Linked DNA regions of Homo sapiens: region 1 is linked to region 2. Evidence: chromatin loops called from intact Hi-C (ENCODE). Cell type or tissue: dorsolateral prefrontal cortex. All regions are shown on one strand. Links, peaks and the distances in the headings refer to the core of each region. The heading gives the core; the rest is flanking DNA. Region 1 overlaps MRPL48 (mitochondrial ribosomal protein L48). Region 2 holds the start of MRPL48 (mitochondrial ribosomal protein L48).

Evidence for each region. A loop is a pair of places that touch in the nucleus more often than their neighbours do. Peaks named below come from ENCODE experiments on the same cell type or tissue, not always from the same donor. Only the 100,000 strongest peaks of a DNase experiment are listed, where the experiment ranks them.
Region 1: it touches region 2 in a loop (3-fold over the local background); 4 of 110 quality-filtered maps call a loop at or near these places.

The regions. Positions count from the first base shown.
Region 1 is chr11:73,854,714-73,857,624 of GRCh38, forward strand. All of the region lies in intron 5 of MRPL48 (mitochondrial ribosomal protein L48), which reads left to right. Among named protein-coding and RNA genes, the nearest start is that of COA4, 21 kb to the right of the region's middle. In dorsolateral prefrontal cortex, for the core only: no CTCF peak of the experiment used is centred there; a DNase peak (open chromatin) is centred at 1,788; H3K4me3 peaks cover 1,368 bases; H3K27ac peaks cover 2,500 bases.
Region 2 is chr11:73,786,119-73,789,029 of GRCh38, forward strand. MRPL48 (mitochondrial ribosomal protein L48) reads left to right here and starts at 1,756. Exons shown (of 8, transcript NM_016055.6): 1 at 1,756-1,874. The coding sequence starts at 1,854. RefSeq lists enhancers at 1,690-1,749, 1,890-1,969. In dorsolateral prefrontal cortex, for the core only: a CTCF peak has its summit at 1,763; DNase peaks (open chromatin) are centred at 1,326, 1,923 and 2,572; H3K4me3 peaks cover 1,767 bases; H3K27ac peaks cover 2,112 bases.

The sequences.
Region 1 (2,911 bases), core at 321-2,820, 69 kb after region 2:
ACAACCAACCAAAACACTTTCTTTAAAAAACTCAGCTGTAATGCCCTGGCTGCATTTGAGTGAAAGCAGGAAGGCAGTTACATTTGTTGAGCACCTACTATCAGTGAGGCACTCTGAACAAGCTAAGTACATTTTTTTGTGTATTAGTAGATCAACGTATCAAAGCTGGAGCCAAACTGCCTGAGTTTTCTTGCTCCACTGCATTCTTACTGTATGACATTGGGGCAGTTTGCTCAACCTCTTTGTGTCTTGGTTTCCTCAACTGTAAAATGGGGTTACTAAAAGCACCTACCTTAAAAGGCTACAGTGAAAATTAAGGGAGCTATTATATATAATGTACATAGAACTATGTCCAGCAACTGTTGGCTGCTATTATTATTACTATTACTATTATTATTATTATAGAAGCTTGCCCTATTCCTACACCTAATAAGTGGCAAGTTCTGGAGTTAAACCTACTTTTTTTCCTAATTCTCTATTCTTCTAACCGGTTCTCCACACAGCATTTATGGTGATCTTTCTAGATGGAAATATGATTATGTCACTCTTCTGCTTGAAATGCTTTGATGGCTTCCCACTCCCGTAGGATCACAATAAAAGTTTCTCATGTAGCTTCCTAGGTGCTCCAGGGCCTGCCTTGCCTCTCTTCACACTTCCCTCCCCACCTCCCTCTACCTCTAGTTACACTGGCTTTGTTTTTGTCCCTTTCCACCTCAGGACCTTTGCATATGCTCTTCCTCTCTTCATCTAACTAGCTTCTACTTTTTTCTTAGATGCCATCTTTTTTATTTTGAGATGGAGTCTCACTCCGTTGCCCAGGCTGGAGTGCAGTGGTGCGATCTCGGCTCACTGCAACCTCTGCTGCCCAGATTCAAGCAATTCTCCTGCCTCAGCCTCCCGAGTAGCTGGGATTACAGGTGCCTGCCACCACGCCCAGCTAATTTTTGTATTTTTAGTGGAGACGGGGTTTCGCCATCTTGGCCAGGTTGGTCTTGAGCTCCTGACCTCGTGATCCACCTGCCTCGGCCTCCCAAAGTGCTGGGATTACAGGCGTGAGCCACCGTGCCTGGCCTCTTTATTTATTTATTTATTTTTGTTTTCTTACATGTCATCTTGAATGTTACTTCTTCAGGAAACCTCATTAAGTTAGATCTTTATGTTATATATTTAGAAGAAGTAAAAGGTATTTAACTGCTCTTTCATAACATGCACTTCTTGCTCTTGTAATTACTTGACTATTATTGGTCTTTTCTATTAGACTCTAAGCTTTGTAAGGCAAGGACTATTTCTGTCTTCATTAGTGGCCTAACCCTAAGATCTTGCCAAGTACCTGACACACAGTAGGCACTGAATACAGACTTGTTGATTTGGATTGAATTCTAACAGGCATGGCGGACATGATTCCTAGAACAGCAGGATGAATGATATGCTGCTTTTTGCCTCTTTGCTGGCTCTTTGCTCCAAACAGCTCAGAGCATAAAGAGCTGTTTGTTTTTAGCAACTCAATTCTCTGCATTGATTGAGGTTTTCAGACTGTGGTATTGTTAGGCAATCTCACTACCCAGCCTTTCAGAGATGAAATTATTTTCTTCTGATTTTCATTTCATCTTAATCCATTTTTCCTTGGGGGAGGGTGGGTAGGGATGATTGCCATGACCTTGAGATGGAATTGGGCTAGACAGCAGGATGCCAGCTTTTGTTCTCTAAGTGGTTTGCACTGCTGCAGCTACAACTCACCCAGAAGGAGAGGCAAAGAAGAGGCCTCTCATGTGGGTCCCTTAATTTGCCTGCATCCTTTGCTGAGCAGCTGCCTGAGGAGATGGAAATCTCACTCATCTGGGAGCAGCTTCCAAGCCTGAAGTTGAACCAGCCCCTGTGCTCTGCTAAGAGTAAAAGCATCACTCAGCATCACTCACTATGAGGCTGCTCTTCTGTTTTTAAAAAATCTACTTACATTTTTAAAAATTGAGATATAACTTGTATAAAGTGAAGCTCCCCAGCACCCTAGCAGACTTCCTTTTGTCCCTTTCTTGGCAATACTTCCCCTAAATAGCATTATTTTGTCATGTTAGATTGACTCGTGAAATTAAATTCCTTCATTTATTTCCTTCCATTTTACTGTCTGATCATCAAAGCAATGTTTATTGCAGAAAATTTGGAAGGTACAAAATAGTGTAGACAAAAAATAAAAAATAAAAAAATAAAAAAACCCATACGTACTTTTACATACTTAAAGGCCTGTTCTACATCTTGATAAATCACTACCTCCTGTGAGGCTTTCCCTGAGCCCCCCTTTCCGCCCCTTCTTGTCCCTATAGTATTCGGCACATACCTATTATTGCCTTTGTCTTACTGTAGTACAATGTTTATATACTTACTTATCTCTTTAAAACACTCACAGTGAGCTCCTTGAAAGCATAGACCTTTTTTTTTTTGAGACTGAGCCTTGCTCTGTCGCCCAAGCTGGAGTGAGGTAGCATGATCTTGGCTCATTGCAACCTCCACCTCCTAGGTTCAAGTGATTCTTCTGCCTCAGCCTCCCGAGTAGTAGGGACTACAGGCGCTCACCACCACGCCCAGCTAATTTTTTGTATTTTTAGTAGAGACAGGTTTTCACCATGTTAGCCAGGCTGGTCTCGAACTCCTGACCTCAGGTGATCCAGCTGCCTTGGCCTCCCAAAGTGCTGGGATTACAGGCGTGAGCCACTGCGCCCGACCGACTTTTTTCTTCCTTTTTTTTTTTCTAAATAGAGACAGGGTCTCAGTAGGTTGCCCAGGCTAGTCTTGAACTCCTGGGCTTAAGCAATCCTCCTGTCTTGGCCTCCCAAAGTGCTCACATTATAGGTGGGAGCCACCACGCCTGGCCGCATAGACTTTTTTTTTTTTTTTTTTTTTTTTTGAGACAGAGTCT
Region 2 (2,911 bases), core at 236-2,735:
AGCCAGCATGGTCTCGATCTCCTGACCTCGTGATCTGCCCGCCTCGGCCTCCCAAAGTGCTGGGATTACAGGCGTGAGCCACTGCGCCCGGCCAAAAAAAAAATTCTAGTTGTTTTGGGAATCCTTATATCTTCGTACAAAGGACTAACCGTCTCCTTCTTCCTTCTTTTTCCCTTTCCCTTCACCTTACCTACCCCAGAGAGTGTATTAATGCAAAGATGGATTTGTATCTTTTTTTTTTTTTTTTTTTTGGGATGGAGTTTCGTTGTCGCCCAGGCTGGAGTGCAATGGCGCCGTCTCGGCTCACTGCAAGCTCTGCCTCCCGGATTCAGGCAATTCTCCTGCCTCAGGCTCCTGAGTAGCTGGGATTACAGGCATGCACCACTACGCCCAGCTAATTTTTGTATTTTTAGTAGAGACGGAGTTTCACAGTTTTGGTCAGGCTGGTCTCAAACTCCCGACCTTGTGATCCGCCTGCCTTGGCCTCCCAAAGTGCTGGGATTACAGGCATGAGCCACCGCACCCGGCCATGTATCTTATTAGATTGTATTTACCTGGACTAGACAAGGAAAGAAACTCTCTGGCTGCCAACCTGCCCTTTTGCAAACCTATAGTCACAGTCCCATAAAATAGATGAAGCACAGGCACGGAAATGAAACAGCTCACCACTTATATAACATTATGTTAACTAGGTACCTTCTTCCTGTCTCTGTTCCTCATCTGTGAAATGGGTATAATGATCCTCAGCCTCATAGGGTTATTGGAAAGACTAAATGAACCCATACACCCATAAAGAACCGACCTGGCACATACTAGCATTTGATTGATTTTTTTTTTCTTATTTAAAATTTCACTTCTAAAACCCCAATAGCATTTATTAGGCAATAATCAATCACTGTACTGGAGGAGGTATGCCTGGTCCATTATATTTCCAAGCATAATTAATTGTCGTATCTGTGTTACCTCAGTACTTTGCACACAATTCTGGTATTTCACTTACCATACTAGATACTAATTATTTGTTACTAGATACTAATTATTTTTTGCTATTATTTTGATTGAGTTCCTCAAGGACTGAGATCCTGACTAATTTATTCCAGCATCTAGCACAGGACGTGGAAATCTGACTTCTAAACTCAATTTAAGAGATGATTGGCTGGGCCTGGTGGCTCACGCTTGTAATCCCAGCACTTTAGGAGGCCGAGGCGGGCGGATCACCTGAGGTCGGGAGTTCAAGACCAGCCTGACAAACATGGAGAAACCTCATCTCTAGTAAAAATATAAAAATTAGGCGGGCGTGGTGGCGGGCACCTGTAATCCCAGCTACTTGGAGACAGAATTGCTTGAACCCGAGAGGCGGAGGTGGCAGTGAGCTGAGATCGTGCCACTACACTCCAGCCTGCGCAACAGAGCGAGACTCCGTCTCAAACAAACAAAAAAGTCAGATCTGTGCTAGACGCTGAAAGGAATTAATCAGACAGGATCTCAGTCTTTTAAGAACTTTCAAATACAGAGAAGAGGTGGTAACAAATCATTAGTGTATAATATTGTAAGCGAAAAATTAGAATTGTGTGCTAAGTACTGGGGTAACACAGAGATGGTAATTAATTCTTTCTGGAGAAACAGCAGTGAATGTGACAACCTGAGTGAGGGTGGAAAGCAGGAGAATTTCTAGACTCTGAATTTCAGAAGCTTCCGGAACTAAAATGATGTGGAAGTTGAGTGAGTCTCGGTGGGATATTGCTGCTGCACCTGGTCAAGGCCGTTCCTTCAGTGTTTTCAGACGCCCTGGGAACGCGGCTGCAGGGTCCGGTCTTCGGTTTGCACAGCTAGAGGCCGCGCAGCAGCAAAGGATGAGCGGAACCTTGGAAAAGGTAACGTAGATTCCACGCACGCGGGGCGCGGGGAGATGGCGGACGGTGCAGAGAGGGGAGATGGCGGAGGGTGCAGAGCGGGGAGGTGGCGGCGCGCGGACATCCGGGGATGAGACACTGGGGCGCCCAAGGTCCTTCCCAGCAGCACATGCGGCTGCCTGGCGTTGAAGGGGCTGAGCAGATTCCTTTCCACCCGGGGCGAACTCTGCCGAGCCGACCCGTGCCACGCCCACACCACATGCCACTCTCTCCACCCAGTTTCTGGAAAAGGGAGAGCTCTGCGATGGGAATCACGACACCAGGATACGGTCCCGATTAACTGTGTGACCTTGGGCAGGTCATTTTATATTTGCATTCAGTTATCAACTTCCAGAATTTTTTCTAAGAATGCAGTTTTGACTTGCTGAACTGATGAGGATGTGAAGCTACCTGGTAATAAGGAAACAGCAGTAATAAACTAGGTTTTTGTTCTTTTCTTTCTTTTTTTTTTTTTTTTTTTTTTGACGGATTTCGCTCTGTTGCCCAGGCTGGAGTGCAGTGGTGCGATCCCGGCTCACCACAACCTTCGCCTTCCGGGTTCAAGCGATTCTCCTGCCTCAGCCTCCTCAGTAGCTGGGACTACAGGCGCGGGACACCATGCCGGGCTAATTTTTGTATTTTTAGTAGAGACGGGGTTTCACTGTGTTGGCCAGGCTGGTCTCGAATTCCTGACCACGTGATCTGCCCGCCTCGGCCTCCCAAAGTGCCGGGATTACAGGCATGAGCCACCGCGCCCTGCAATAATTAACAACATTTTCGTTTCCAAAACCTTATTTAAGTGACTGTCATAAAACCGTATGAACCACTATAAATGTGTTCCTGGGCTTTCTCCCGTTCCCTTAACAGATTTAACAGATTTCATTTGTGCTCTTTCAATTGTATCATGCTGCTTAGATTAATGACTCATTTTAGCAATTTATATTAAAATTTTGTTTTAGGCATTAATTGTGGCAACTATATTTCCATGATTCATAGGTCAGCATGGTCGTTGCAGCTCA